Regions from separate parts of the Mus musculus genome. Here region 2 is linked to region 1. A link is a loop called in an ENCODE intact Hi-C map of the cell type or tissue named here. Cell type or tissue: left cerebral cortex. All regions are shown on one strand.

Region 1 (8,000 bases):
CTGGGCTTATAGTTCACGACTGCACACCCTATCCTGTTGAGGAGGCTCCGTGGCAGGAGTGTGCCTTCAGCAAGCCACTTCCTCCAGCTAAGCCCCGCTTCAAGGCCTACACCAAGCAGGGGACCAGCTGTTCAAACGCACAAGCCTTTTGGGAGACATTTCACATCCAGTCTTCAAAGGGGAGGAACAGGTTCAACCTACTCACTGCCTACTGGCTCAGTGATGTGCGGTGCGGACCCCTGTAAGCACACCAAAATATGAACTTTACAATTTAGGACAAGCTAGATTGTACAGTTAAAATGTTTTTAAAAGGTGACTTTTCTCTCCACTGACTACCAACAGCAGCCTGGAATGAAGAGGAAGCCCAGGGAATGGACCCTGGTCAGAGCTGACCACCAGGGCCCTCCCTGGGCAGGGAATGTGGTCCATTACATGGCTGCTGAGAAAGCCATGTATCTCCCTTGGGTCAACACTTTAGGGGAAAAAAAACTATTGTAGCAGTGAAATAAAGGTTAGGGATAAAAGGGATATCAGAGGTATTAACCTACCAAGCTGACCAGATGACAGGAAGGATGGGGCTCTGAGCTAGTTCTGGCAGGCGAGCTGGCTCCCCTAAAGACCCTCTTTCCTGAAGGAGCATGTGCAAGGCACCGTTGCCTTCCGAATATTCTTATTTCTAACTCGGCCAGTTATAACAGGCTTCATTACGGGTAAAAAAAACAAAAAAAAACAAAAACAGTTTTTAAGAAGCCTCCACCTGTTCCCGAAAGGGCACACCCTGAATATGGGGAGTAGATATGACGTAACCAAGGAGAACAACAGTTTTGTGTCTGTAGCGATGAGAGTAGTTAGCTCCCACCATGGCGAAACTGCAAGTTGATCATGGAAGCAAGAGAACAAAGAGAAAACAGAATACATAATGGCTGGCAGAGCCCACCAGAGTTCAAGACCACACCACCTGTAAGGTCTGTTGCTGCAGCCACTGCCACAGCAGCCGGGGCAAACTGCCAACAAGGTCAACATCGCACAAACAAGCCAAAGATGAAGAGGGGCTTCAAAGAGTGACCACTCCCCTAACTGTGAGAGCAACAGGTATGCAGCCTGTGAACATCTCCCTGCAGGACACGCACAGAGTGTGGGGCTCCATTGGCACAACTTGTGATACATTCAGAGAATAAACCAACCATAACAGAAATGTCTTCCGTCTTTCTTTAGTTCCTGCCATCCTATAAAAAGCCCCTAGACAAACAGTTTAGAGGGTTTTCCCTTCCCTTGGAACCTCTCCCGAGCTCTGCTTTCTGCAATAGATCTTTAATCTCCTTCAAAGCTGCATCTCTAGAATAAAAAGTTCCCTCCTAAGAAGACTCTTCTTGTCTTGTGAATTTCTTTCTTGAGCCTGTGAGACAAGGACCCAAGGTAGAGTCACTGACTCTTTTGTGTGACCCTTAGCGTCCAGTGCTCTGAATCCTGAATACTTAATGTATACTTAATGTAAGAAAACTCAATCCTAAGAACACTCCCTTTTACAGTCTGTTATTATGATTGCTACCTGGCAATGAGGTACACACGTACACACGTATACACACACACACACACACACACACACACACACATTCACACACACGAGGGGGGAGGGATTGATTCATTCTAGTAGATCACAGAAAACTTGCTAGATTCAAAAGAAATAGAGAACATGAAAACCCCACACAGGCGAGGAAGCCCTACTGAATGTTAGTATTAGCCAAAGCGACTATTTGTTATGGTTAATCTTGCTTGTCATACGAACTGGATCTGGAATCACCTAAAAGGCAAAGCACGCTGGGCAAACCCGTGAGGGACCTTCTCAATCAGGTTATCTGAGATGAGAAGACCCAGCCTGGATGTGGACAGCCCCCACCCCCACCCCCATCCCCACCCCCCTATGGCAGCACTGATGAAAACTTTGCTTTTTGCCTGCTGGCCCTTGCTCTCACTGGCAAGGTCATCTACCCCACTGCTGCCATCGCTGCTGTATTCCTCTGTTAATAGCAGAATCCAGCTCTAAGCCTTCAGAGGCAGGCTGGGTCTGCTGAGGCATCCAACCTCACAGACAGCATAGCTACTAGGTCTTCAGCATGCACAGTGTGGGACTGGCCAATGAGGGACTACTAAGACAGTAGTCCAACCCTAGCTGGTAAGTCCCCTCTTTATATACAGATTCACTGTATGAGTTCTGCTCCCCTAGAGCAATCGAATACACCACTGCTATAATCATGCCTTGCCCTTGATCTCTAACTCTTCAAGATTTTAAAATACAACCTGAGAAATTGGAAACCACAGAGCTAGAACCCGAGACCTCATCTCAATCACACCCTCCAGACGGGAGAGCCTTCCAAAGCCAGGAAGGTGAACCACGGCCACGCCCATCTCAGCCCACCAGATTCAAAATCAGATCATACCCTGAAGCCACTTCCTACTATCCACTGGAGTCATCATCATCAAACGGTCAAAAATACCAATAGAAAATACCACGCGGAGAGACCAAAGGACCATCCATCTGTCCCACTTTAGAGCCCAAGACGGCACTCAGCCATCTGTCTTGGTACTTCTTCCAAGCTGGAGGAAGAAACTTCTCTGTTCTGTTTAACTTAAAACTCTTCGAGGAGAGCCTCAAGTCCATTTCAACACATTCCACTTTCAAACAATTTGGAGTGCGGCTGTTGATCGTCTGGGTTATGGGACAGTATCACTGTAGGGTTCGGTGAACAATGAATGAGCTACCGTATGCAGGCTAGCTTGGTCTGGCACATAAGAACACATAGACAACTCACACCTCCACTGAGGGCACCAGGACTAGGTCAGTCACAAGGGACAAAGGCACAACGCAGAACAGTGTACCCAAAACAAAGATCAGTAGAGAATACAGTTAAATAAAAGCATTTGGTGGCTTTCAGGCATGGCTGGATCCAGGACTCTAACATTTGTCAGGGTCCCCTGCCTTCAAGACAAGCTTTATGAAGTGTAAGCAACAAGAACCAGCAGACTGAGACCATTGCCATCTAGAATACGTATCCTGTCACTCGGTTTCATTCATGAAAACGTCACTGAATGCCAACCAAATGTCAGCTGGGACCCTGACAGAGGAAACGGCTGTCTTCACAGAATTTTCCTTATAGTGGAGAGCGGGTGCTATGGTTTGAATACGATTTGAGTGTGTCCCTCCAAAATCCACTTGATAGAAGTCTGACCATATGTGACCATATTAGGGTGTGACGCTTCGAGGAGGTGGGGTCTATGTCGAGCCATTGATTCATGGAGGCTCACCCATGGACAGGATTAATGAAGGTCTCAAGGGACCACTGGTGCTAAAGTTGTTACACAAATAACAAATGTGGGTCCTGAACCTCTCTGGCACGCTGTGCCTCTATGTTGCTCCCTGACTTACTCTTCAACCATCCACCCTGCTGTGAGTACCCTGTGGGTTCTCCTCTAGAGGCAGGACTGAGCAAGAGGTATGACCTTGGACAGCCAATCTCTATAATTGTGGGTTCAATTTCATTTGAGAAAGGCGCCCCATTTAGGTATTTTGTTATAGCAACCGAACATTGACTAACATGGTGGAGATCCATGAGGTGATAAAGGTTATCAAATAAATAAACCTGAAAAAAAAACATTACCTTCCGCAAAGTAAGGCCATACCTTTTGCTATTACTGAAGTCAGCTTTCTTGTCTCCAGGCTAGTAAACACACACCTTTCATGCCTCTCTTGCCTTTGACATGCATGGGAGTCCAGAGAGCTGGTCTTATATAGACCTGCCCCCTGCGAGTTTGTGTACAGCTGGTTTATGCTGTGGGGTGATGGCAAGATACTTCTGAGAGTTGCCTGCAGGTATAGCATAACTTCCACTCTCCACTTCTTAAAAAAAAAAAAAACCACCCATTTTAGATCATTTTGTGATAAGCACGGGTTAACCAGCTTCCCAATTTCCTTCCATTTAGGACTGCAAAACCCAGTCACTTACTGGTCATTTAAATAACATTCCTTTGATTACCTGACTCCATTTCCAGGTGACCGCTCAGCTTTGTGACTTTGAGCCTTAAACCCGAGGTTTTCTTGGGGGAAGCCCGGGGGTTGGGGGTGTGCGTGTGGTCTGATAGGAATCTTAAACCTATTTCTCTGGGGAAATGAAGAATGCACCCCTGGAGCACACTAGGCTGGATGCTTGTGGTTTTAAAAGTCAATCTTTAGTGAAAGTGAAACTAACAGGAACCAAGTTGCCCTCCCTTGAAAACCCTGAATCGCTGAGCTCTCCCGGAACCAGTCCACATTAACGCAACACACAGGTCCATCAGATCCATGCCAAAAACTCACTCAGGAAGTTTTCCGATAAATTTAAGGATGCCGTGGGGGGGGGGGGGGATCATTTTGGTTTTTAAAGTTGTATTCATGTGCTCTGCCCTCACTGTCTCCCCAATTTTGTCTACCTTTCATTGGCTCCCTAAGCCCTTCTACTGTGGCTAGCATGGTTTTTTAGGGACAGTAATTTATTTCTTTTAATCCGTACACAACGGCCAAATGGATCACTTGGCTCAGTCAAATCCCATCGTTTAAGCCTTTAAACAAGAATGGATTTGTAATCGAAAAGCCCACCAGCTTCAAGCTCTCTCCCTCATTTTCACATGGCCTTGTTCAGCTTGTGCCTTCCGAGAATGCTAGCTCAGTCTACTGGAGCCCTGGTGGCTGTAGGGCCTCTAGGGGACAAGTCCTTCTGCGTAGCCACCCCTACCGAATTAATCCTAGTCCTGAAGCCGCCAGCGCGACTCTGGATTTTTTTTGTTTTTGTTTTTTTTGTTTATTTTTTTTAAAGGCTAATGCCCTTATCTGTGCATTCCAACCGGAAGCCTTCTTTCCTGCCCCTTTGCTTCTAGAGCTGGGCCCGGTGCCTCGGGCCGCCGTCTCCGAGTTAGGAAAAGGGCTCGAACTTTCCCAGGGAACCGGGGGGCGTCCCCGCGGCGCCTCCGCACCCCCTCCCCCCGCAAAGCCCCGGTGGTGCCCGAGGGAACGCGCCGCGGCCCTCGCTCCTGTCCTCCTCCTCCTCCTCCAAACCCGGGCGGGGACCCCAGCAAGCACCCGGTGCACAGCGCCCGCCAGGCCCCTCGCCCCAGCCCCTAAAGCCAGGCTCCGAGATCGGGGTGGGGTGCCACCTGCGGGCCACCGCCCGCGGGCTCCGGCGCGCGGCACCCCGGCACCCTGGGCGGCTCCCTACCGGGCTGGGCGGCTCCCCCGCGGGCGCGGGGCGAGGGGCGCGGGGCCTGGGGGTGCAGAGTCGCAGGCCTCGCTGCGGTCCCACCCGGCCGAGAGGCGGCGCGGAGCCCGCACGGGGCCGCCTCTGCGATTGGCTGCGCCCCCCCTCCCCTGCTCCGCCCGCCGCGGCGCCCGAGGAGCGAGGACGCGGGGACCCGCCTCCCGCCCGCTCCCGACCCCGGGCGCACGGGATAAAAGGCGGGCGGCGGGCGCGGGAGCCCGGGCCCTGCAGCCTGCGAGCGCCACCGGCGGGCCGGCTTCCCCCGCCGCCCACCCCGCTCCCGGCGCGGCCGAGCTCCGGCGGTACCTGCAGCCGAGCGAGAGAGCCGGGGAGCCCGCGCCGCTGCCTCGAAACTCGCCAAAGTTGAGAGGCTGCCGCCCACCGGGAGCTGGAGGGAAGGTGCGAGCGCGCGGGGCGCAAACCGGCAGGCGGACGCGCGGACCTTCCGAGCGCACCGCCGTCGGCGGCCTCTCCGAGCCGCTGCGGCTTCCCAGCGCTGTGAGTGGTCGGCTAGACCGACGGCTGGCTAAGTATTTCCGTTCAATTGTTTATGGGATGCGATTGTGTGTTTTTGTGTGTGTCGGTGGAGGGAGTTAAGGCAGAATGCATCCTTTAGAAACAAAAACACACAAAAAAGCCTGAGTTTCTCATGCTGAGACTGTCGCATTGAGAGAAGGTACCTGGAAATCTCACTGAGTTGGAGTAATCTAGGAAAAATGCATATAACAGGTTCTTTATTAAAAAGCCACCCCTGTTGGAGATGGAACCCATTTCAAAAGTTAATTGGAATGAAAGCAATTACGGAATAACTCTAACGGGTTAACTAGTGGCAGTTAACTTGTACTTTTCTCCCGTTTTAAATGTTGTTACCAGATTGGTGGGAGACTGAGCTGATGAGAAGCGACTGGCAAGAGACTCAGAGGCGACCATAATGTCGTTAAGGTTCCACACACTGCCCACCCTGCCTAGAGCTGTCAAACCGGGTTGCAGAGAGCTGCTGTGTCTGTTGGTGATCGCAGTGATGGTGAGCCCCAGCGCCTCAGGAATGTGCCCCACTGCTTGCATCTGTGCCACCGACATTGTCAGCTGCACCAACAAAAACCTATCTAAGGTGCCCGGGAACCTTTTCAGACTGATTAAAAGACTGGATCTGAGCTATAACAGAATCGGACTGTTGGATGCCGACTGGATCCCGGTGTCGTTTGTCAAGCTGAGCACCTTAATTCTTCGCCACAACAACATCACCAGCATCTCCACGGGCAGTTTCTCCACAACCCCAAATTTAAAGTGTCTGGACTTATCATCCAATAGGCTGAAGTCGGTAAAGAGTGCCACATTCCAAGAGCTGAAGGCTCTGGAAGTACTGCTGCTGTACAACAACCACATTTCCTATCTGGACCCCGCAGCGTTCGGGGGGCTTTCCCACTTGCAGAAACTCTATCTGAGTGGGAACTTTCTCACACAGTTCCCTATGGATTTGTATACTGGGAGGTTCAAGCTGGCTGATCTGACATTTTTAGATGTTTCCTATAATCGAATCCCTTCCATACCGATGCACCATATAAACTTAGTGCCGGGGAGACAGCTGAGAGGCATCTACCTTCACGGGAACCCATTTGTATGTGACTGTTCTCTGTACTCGTTGCTGATCTTTTGGTACCGTAGGCACTTTAGCTCCGTGATGGATTTTAAGAATGACTATACCTGTCGCCTGTGGTCTGACTCCAGGCACTCCCACCAGCTGCAGCTGCTCCAGGAGAGCTTTCTGAACTGTTCTTACAGCGTTATCAACGGCTCCTTCCACGCACTTGGCTTTATCCACGAGGCTCAGGTTGGGGAGAGGGCGATCGTCCACTGTGACAGCAAGACTGGCAATGGAAATACTGATTTCATCTGGGTCGGTCCCGATAACAGGCTGCTGGAGCCAGATAAAGACATGGGGAACTTTCGTGTGTTTTACAACGGAAGTCTGGTCATAGAGAACCCTGGCTTTGAGGACGCCGGGGTATATTCTTGTATCGCAATGAACAGGCAGCGGCTGTTAAACGAGACGGTGGATATCATGATCAACGTGAGCAATTTCACCATAAACAGATCCCACGCCCACGAGGCGTTTAACACGGCCTTTACCACCCTGGCTGCCTGCGTGGCCAGTATAGTTCTAGTGCTACTGTATCTGTACCTGACGCCGTGCCCATGCAAATGCAAAGCCAAGAGACAGAAAAACACGCTGAGCCAAAGCAGTGCCCACTCGTCCATTCTCAGTCCTGGCCCCACTGGCGATGCCTCTGCTGACGATCGGAAGGCAGGTAAAAGAGTCGTGTTTCTGGAGCCCCTGAAGGACACGGCGGCCGGACAGAATGGCAAAGTCAAGCTTTTCCCCAGTGAGACCGTTATAGCCGAGGGCATCTTAAAGTCCACCAGGGCAAAGTCTGACTCAGACTCAGTCAATTCCGTGTTCTCAGACACACCCTTTGTGGCATCCACTTAGCTGGGTGCCTGTGTTCGTCTGGTGTCGTGATTTAAAGTCTCCCTGCTTTAACTTTGGTCCGAAGAATTAATAGCAGGACGGGGTGAAAACCCTATTTTGTCTTTTGAGATGAAACCAAATGGTGTCTTTTTAAGATGGTTGCTAGGAAGTGAGGCAGAGCACACTGGTTGCTTCTTGGACTGGGTCAGGAGACGGTTGAGTTTGAGAGTTTTGAGTAACAGCAT
Region 2 (8,000 bases), 260 kb before region 1:
TTCTTTTAGATAAGGGTCAGTGTTGCAAAGAGAAAGGACAGAAAAATAAAGGGGAAGAGAATGGATGATGGGCTGTAGAATTTCTGTGAAAACTCTTTATAGGGTGATGCTTTAGTGGGAAAAATGAGGCTGAAGGGGTCATTCAAAAAGCCATGGGAGGAGAGCGACAAGGAGAATATCCTTCAGAGAGGATGCATGTATTGAGGGATGGAAAGGAGGTTGCTGATGACTAAAGGGGGAGATGGATGTTAGGAGCTGAAGTTGGAGTGAAGACAGATCAGCATCATGTATGATCCATAGGACATAGGCAGCATCATGCATGACCCATAAGGATGTAGGTTGCATCCCAGGTACAAGGCACTACCAGGTGTTAAACCGGATGTGAAGTAATCCCATATCTGTTTTCAACAGCGGCATCCATCAGAGCTGGAGCCAGTCTACTCACTGCTGCCCTCTCACACACAGCAGCAGAGTGTGGGCATCTAATGTGTTGGTTTTACCTTTAACCTGTTTGGCTTATCACTTTATACCCAAGTGCCAGAGACAGAGCCTGGCCACTCATGGCTGCTAAAAGTCCTTTGTAGGATGAATTAGTGAATACGTTCCATTTTTATAAATGTTGTCAGGAGCATCCACATTGTGAGAAAGTGACAAAGTAGCAAATAATAAGATTGGTAAATAAAAAAATTGGTATTTTTTCTTTTTTAGATATACCTGGGGTAAAAGAGACCATACAACTCCCTGCACAGCCTTCAACCTTGCACTATAGACAGGTGTGATGTAATGACAGTGGATTCCAAGTCAATTCCTGGAGTCCAATGTCTGCTTCCCCTATCTTCCACCATGCTTCAAGGTGACATGCATCTTCAAGAGACACATGCCTCTCTCTATAACTATATTATGATATTATGCTTAAAATGTAAATATATAATTGTACAATATATTTAAACATGTTTAATTTACATATAGTATATATTGAAATATGTAAATAAAGTTGATTACCTCTTGTATTTATATATCGCATATCATAATACACAGTGATGGCTATTCTTGGTTAACGTGACTACATTTGGAATTAGGTAAAACCCAAGCAGCTGGGTACACTTGTGAGGTATTTCTCTTAACTAAATCACTGAAGGAAGAGGACCCACCCTTGATCCAGATCAATTGAAGTGGGAAGACCCTACTTTGATCTGAGCCACATCTTCTGGTGCATCCTATATAAGGGACATGGAAGAAGGAAGCCTCTCTAATACTCAATACATCTTTTTCTTTCTTCTCTTTCTTATCTCTCCCTTCTCTCTCAATACCCCCCTCACCATGACTAAATATACAACATACAGTATATATGTATCTATCTATCTGTCATCCGGAAGTATGGACAGACATGGGAAAAGCAGACACCTGTAGTTGAACAGATCTATGTTCACGTCAACTGGTTGTTTGAAAGTCATCCTGATCTCACGAAGTTCTCATGAAGTTGTTATGTGACAAAATTACCTTGTTTTGTGCTTTTCCCAGTGTGGGAAATCCTGCCCTTGAGGTAGACTATGGTACAGGATACAGCTAAAAGATGGTACTGTTTTGTTAGGTGCCACCTACACTCTGCAGCTTCATCCCACCCATGGTGCCTGAAGCCACTGCAAGCATTCCCAGGAACACTGCAACAATGGTGGCCTAGCCACGGGACCCACGCTTCTGCTTCGTGAAAGTACAAAACCAGGGACCACGATAACGGTAAAGACAGAACACTTGGTGTGTGCCAGGCACCGTTCTGAGCAGTACTCACAGGGATTAACCCAGTTGCTTATCTTAAAACAAAAACAAAATAAAAACGGCACAAACTTCTTTATAAGTAAAGGATGCATCCGGCACTGTCCACTGCTGGCTCAGGCTTCTAGGTCCAATGGCTCTGTGTCCTTTGCAACTACAGAAGGGCCCCAGTGTGTGACAGACTATGTTTGTGTGTGTATGACAGTCTCCTAGCTTAGAGAAGCAGCGGGTGGCTTCAGATGACTAGTGTCTATCCTGCTTCTTCCCACTGCGCACATGACAGCAGGGGTGCCCCCCACCTCCCGCCCCCAAGAACACATGTGCCGCTCCCATGTACCAGATGCTGGCTGGTTACCATTCCAACATCATCTCCTGAGTTGTATTCCTGTCGCACTGTCTAGCGCACAGTAGGGGCTTAGCGCAGGGTCAGTTAGTGGGAGAAAGAAGATCATTTTAGACAGTGATGAAGAACCCTTATAGAAATCAGGTTTCTGCCGTCTGCGAGTCTGGGAGCCGTGCCCGTTGGATGAAGAGTTACGCCGTTGGCACAGACAGAGAACCATTTTAAAGTGCAATGGCAAATTTAAACGTTCAAGCATGAGGAATATTTTTATTACTGCACCTTGCCAAAGGGAACTGAAGCAGATTTTGATATAAAAATTGACAGGAAGCAAAAGTGGAATGGGTAAAAATAGAAAAGAAATTACGAAGCCTTGAAAGGAAGTACACAAGACAAAAATGGAATTAAATCTACCTTGACTGGAGGACATTATATAAAAATGAATAAATTGACAGTAAATTAACATTGGAGCGCATCTACAATCTGTCTGTAGAGGATAATAAAAGATATTTTTATTACCTCCATGCAGAATTTTAGTTGACTTTTTTTCCCAGTTGGCTTCTGAAACGCGAGGCTTGGTTTTAATATAGCGCTAAATTCGTGCTCGGCCTGGTGGCTTCGGCGCTCATGGAAGAGACGGGGCTGTGTTTCTAAACCTTTGTAGTACAAGCATTTTCTTGGATAGGATTTTCTCTGAAGTTGAAAGTGTGCTGGGTGGGATGTTTGTGCCACATTTGGGGTTGTAGGAGACGGACCAATGCAGAGCTGAAACCTGAGCAGCTGTCTGGTAGCATAAAAGCCGACCTCAGGAACAGAAGCCCTGCAGCCTCTCTCCCCAAAGCCTTGACGAAGCTGTGTGATCTTGGGTGCATCCCATGACGTCTGTGTTTCAGTCCCACTAATTAAAAAAAAAAGTGGGAGTGGGGGGCAAACTGCGGCGATGAAATACTTAACTAGAAGGACTGAATGTGAGAAGAGAATTCATTTTGGCTTAGCATTTAAGGGGGCACGATCCATCATATCAGGGAAGGGATGGAGACGACTGTGATGTGACAAATGTAATTGGTTATATTGAATGGGAGCAGAGCACAGATAGAAAACGGAGCCAGCCCAGATTTAAAACCTTAAGGCCTCTTGGGAGGCAGAGGCAGGCAGATTTCTGAGTTTGAGGCCAGTCGGGTGAGTTCCAGAACAGCCAGGACTATACAGAGAAACCCTGTCTCAAAAACAAAACAAAACAAAACAACAACAACAACAACAACAACAACAACAACAAAAAACCTTAAAGCCTTCCGCTGGGGCCCATTTCCTTCCGCAAGGCTCCACTTCTTAAAGGTTCCCCAACCTTCCAAAACAGTGCCACCAGCTGGGGACCAAGCAGCCCAACACAGGAGTGGGGGAGGGGGCGCGGGGGGGAGGGGGGCGCGGGGTGGCGGCGGGGGGGGGGGGGGAGACATCTCAATTCCAATCACAGTGTCCTATCTTACTTACAAAGCTCCAATGAGATAGTAGTATAGAAAATACGCTAAAGAGTCTCAGCAGGGCATGGTGGTGCACGCCTTTAATCCCAGCGCTTGGGAGGCAGAGGCAGGCAGATTTCTGAATTTGAGGCCAGCCTGGCCTATAAAGTGAGTTCCAGGACAGCCAGGGCTACAGAGAAACCCTGTCTTGAAGAAAAGAAAAAAAAAAAAAAAGCCTCTGTAGGGTGTGCAAGTAGCTATTATTATAATTTTTCTCTAAATGATAAAACAATCGTATGTGTAACTTTAGAATCACCAAGGCTTTAATGGGCAGGAGTGATGATGAAAAAAAAAAAAAAAAAAAGACCAACAGTAAATGAAATGTAGTCCACAGGAATTCTTTATATTTATGTAGCATTTTGTAACTTAAATATTCCATGGCATTCCTCTACTAGACAAACCCAGTCACCGAAGAAAAACAGCTTCTGGGCCTGATTCATAGCATAGTGATGGACACACGAGGTGCACGGGCAGAATGTGTGCTTAGCATACCTGAGGCTCCACAGGCACAGACAAAAAGACAGAGTGAATCACATGGCCTCCCACGCCTTGATTGGCAGGGCCAGTGTTAAAGCCCACGCAGTCCCGGGATGGTCCAAACAGCTGCTTACCGCCAGTCTTATGAGCAGCACGTGTCTCTGCACGTGTTCATTTAAATGTTCATATTGACAAAGAAGCAGACAAATGTAGCTCATTGCCAGTGACTAGTCCAGCATTTCAGGTAGACTGAGGCAGGCAGCGATGAGTGGTGTCGGCAATGGCAGGAGCAAAGGTTCAATTGTGGGGGCTAACTAGCTTACTTTTGGTAAATTTTCTCGTTCTTTAACTCTGCCTTTCTAAGGCCAAAAGCTGTGGGCTTCTGGTAATTAACTCCTGTTGTTAGCAGTAGGGGATTAAGAAAAAGAGGCTTAATTGCTAGGGCTCAGGGCCTCTTGCTGGCCAGGTGAGAGGCTTGGAGTCTGTTAACTGTTTTTGAGAAAAAGAGAGGATACAAGCACACACATAGACACAGACACACATATTTTGGCCAGGCCAAACAATTCCACAAGTCTCCATGCACAGTTTCATACATACACATATACCTACAGATGTATGTATGTACATACATATACACAGTCAGACATATATACATTTAGTGGTTGGGTCTGAGCCCCAAATGCCACAGATATACATTTGGTGAATGGGGCAGAGCCCCCAAAGCCACAATTAACTTCTTCTGTCAATTTATACCTTCTTAGGCAAAATTACTTTATAAAAGTTACCTCATAGATAAAATGTAGCACAAAAAAGGAGATACTGTTGACAGTGCATTCAAAGCAGTGTTACATTCTAGAAGCTCATTATAAGTTTAAAGCAACAGTTTCACATGGCCTTGCTTTATCATAGTGTATACCTGTAAAGGCATGCTGTGGTTTCTACATGAAGTGCCCTCCATGAGTTCATAAAGTGTTGGGTTGTTTCCCCGTGGTGGAGCCATTTTAGGAAGGTGGAAACTTTGGGAGGTGGGACCTAGTTGGAGGAAGTAGGGTCATTGCAGGTAAGTTTTTGCTATCTTGTTCTCTAGTCTCATCTGTTTGCCTATCTGTCTGTCTATCATCTATCTATATATCCATCTGTCTATCATCTAGGTGTCTATCTATCTAATCTATCTATCTATCTATATATCTATAATTTATCATTTATCTATCACCAATCTGTCCATTTGTCTTCTCTCTCTCTCTCATCTGTCTATCATCTACCTCTGTCTACCTACTTATTGATCTACCTACCTACTTACCTATGTATCACTAATTCCCTATCCTTGTCTGTCATGAAGAAAGTGGCTTTCTACTGGCCACCACCATGATGTTCTGAGGCACCGGGTCCTTGACATCACTGGGCCAATGTTGAACACAACACACTTACTCAAGCCTTCATCTACTCTTTACACATTCCCCCAGGGCTTCCTCAGCTCCCCACAAATGTGGGCAGAATCAGCATCAGTGTCAATCACTGAATGGAAAAAGGAAATGTGGTATGTAGACATGACAAAAAGAGGAAGAAAGGTGGGTGGCATGTATCTTTAACCCCAGCACTTGGAAGGCAGGGGCAGGTGGATCAAGTTCAAGGTCAGTCTGGTCTACATAGTGAGCTCTGAACTAGCCAGGGTCACATAGTGAGTGAGACCTTGCCTCAATAAATAAATTGAAAGGAAGGAAGGAAGGAAGAAGAAACAACATGAGGAAAACTAGATGACACCTAAGGACTTTTCAAATACACCAGCACAAGAAAAAAGTATAACTAATTCACCAGACCCCTACAAAGAGGTGAACATGGTGCCTTGTGCATTTATTGTTAACAAATTCTGACACTGTGGGAAGACACAGATATGACCTTCCATGTTTATGATGTAATATGAAGTATACATTATTTCAATGACTTTCTCTGTCTCCAGAATCAGCGACATCAGTGTTCCAGAAAGAGTTCTCAATCAGGCAGAGAGTAGTCTATATGTGGGATTCAGTTTCAACCATGCTGAGAAATTTAGCCCTGCCCCAGCCCACAGAGGCTAAAACAAAACATCTGATTATCCCCAGCCCACTCTGAAAAGAGAATCCTGCTTCTCTTCAGTCATCCCTGAAAATAGCAGCAACCTGGCGTCTAAACCAAAAACAGGAAAGTCGCCCTTGATCCTCTCCCTCTATCCTCACACCTGCCAGGTGGATCTCTAAGTCGCGCGCGCGCGTGTGCGTGTGTGCGTGTGTGTGTGTGTGTGTGTGTGTGTGTGTGTGTGTGTGAATATGATAAATAGGACAGGAGGTGTAGTAATTTGAGTAGCAATGGCTCCCAGAGGCTTGTATGTTTGAATTCTTGGACATTGGGGAGTAGCACTACTTGAGAGGGATTAGGAGGTGTGGCCTTGTTGGATGAAGTGTGTCACCAGGGTTGAGCTTTGGGTTTTCAGATGCTCAAGCCAGGTCTTGTGGCTCACTTGCTCTTCCCTGACCAAGCCCACTCAGTCAGTCAACAGGTTCTCCAGCGAGGGAGTGAGGATTAAAAAGAAAAAAAAAAAAGATAGTTAAACAAATTGTAGCATGACCCCAGTCAATTCTGAGACTGAAGGCAAATTTAATTTTCCCAATCTGCATTTTATACCATTTTAATTACATGCAAGTATTAAGGGCCAGTAGTACAATGAATCAAGCAAGACAATAATCAAAGAACAAGCAAGACAATAAACACAAAGCCACACGATCACTCCGGTGATAACTGTTTCTAAGGATGATCAATATATCAGAGCCTCTTTGTTCTACCCTAAAACCAGATTCTTGCTTCCTTGTCCTTGGCCAATGTCAGGTCCCTGCCTGGACTTACTTCTTTGTCATGCTCTAATGTCAGATTCCTGCCAGAAGCCCATTTCCTTGTCATTGGCCAATGTCAGATTCCTGCCAAATGGCACCCCAAAAGGCTCCCCACACTTCCCACTGCCAGAAGATCAGATGTAGAACTCTCAGCTCCCTCTCCAGCAGCATGTCTGCCTGTGTGCTGCCATGTTTCCCCACCATGACAGTAATGGACTGATTCTGAATGTAAGCAAACCTCAGTTAAATGTTTTCTTTTATAAGAGTTGCCATGGTCATGGTATCTCTTCACAGTGATAGATCATTGAGTAAGACAGGAGAGACATCTACTCTGGGATAGCTGAACGTGGCTTCTAGCTATGCCACATCTAGGAGTTGTCCCGCTAGGCTTCCTGACCTCTGTGCCTTACAGCAGGGTCTGGGGCTGCTGCTGGTCTGTCTGAGCCCATGTCAGGCAGTATCTAGATGGGAAGACCTACCATGCATTTTCCCCCACATCCCCTGTCCCCAGGTCCACATATAGTCTTCACAAATACCCTTGTGGACAGAGGGACAAAGACCATTCTGTGATGTGTCTTTAGGCAAGCTAGTCCTTGTAGACTACCAGCATGCAGTGCCATCGGCCTGGCTTGCCTAGCCTACTGCTCAGCTTGGCTGTAGGTGGATACTGTTGACCTGATCACGTAGGGAAGCATGACATGGGCCATAACCTCGTGGCCTCTGTCTGCTGGTTTGTTTGACAGAAGCAGTCAGACCAGACTTCTGCACCGTGGAAGCAATTGAGTCTGTGTGTAGGCAAGGAATATGTTCAGATTAAACCCTCTTTGTTGTTAAGCATTGGCACCTATCTCTGGTGAATACTTGGTTTCCAACCAAGACAGAATGATGGAAGGAGTCCCTGGTGACTCACATGAAGGACAAACATGTATCGCCCACTCAGATGTTTTGGCAGTCAATTCATTTATCTCCAACCTACAACAGATGCAGCGCTTCAGGGGGTGGGCACTTGGCGCCTGATAATTCAGC

What was found. A loop is a pair of places that touch in the nucleus more often than their neighbours do. Peaks named below come from ENCODE experiments on the same cell type or tissue, not always from the same donor. Only the 100,000 strongest peaks of a DNase experiment are listed, where the experiment ranks them.
Region 2: it touches region 1 in a loop (2.3-fold over the local background); 7 of 42 quality-filtered maps call a loop at or near these places.

What each region holds. Positions count from the first base shown.
Region 1 is chr15:97,244,756-97,252,755 of GRCm38, reverse strand. It overlaps Amigo2 (adhesion molecule with Ig like domain 2), which reads left to right and starts at 5,469. Exons shown (of 2, transcript NM_001164602.1): 1 at 5,469-5,783; 2 at 6,159-8,000. The coding sequence starts at 6,217. The coding sequence ends at 7,776. Pced1b (PC-esterase domain containing 1B) reads right to left here and starts at 5,649. Exons shown (of 6, transcript NM_172293.4): 1 at 5,592-5,649. In left cerebral cortex, CTCF peaks have their summits at 4,715 and 5,711; DNase peaks (open chromatin) are centred at 4,740, 5,423, 5,626, 6,174 and 2 more places; H3K4me3 peaks cover 2,170 bases; H3K27ac peaks cover 775 bases.
Region 2 is chr15:97,502,121-97,510,120 of GRCm38, reverse strand. No RefSeq gene overlaps it. Among named protein-coding and RNA genes, the nearest start is that of Gm41393, 99 kb to the right of the region's middle. In left cerebral cortex, no CTCF peak of the experiment used is centred here; DNase peaks (open chromatin) are centred at 2,700, 4,182, 6,223, 7,898 and 2 more places; H3K27ac peaks cover 585 bases.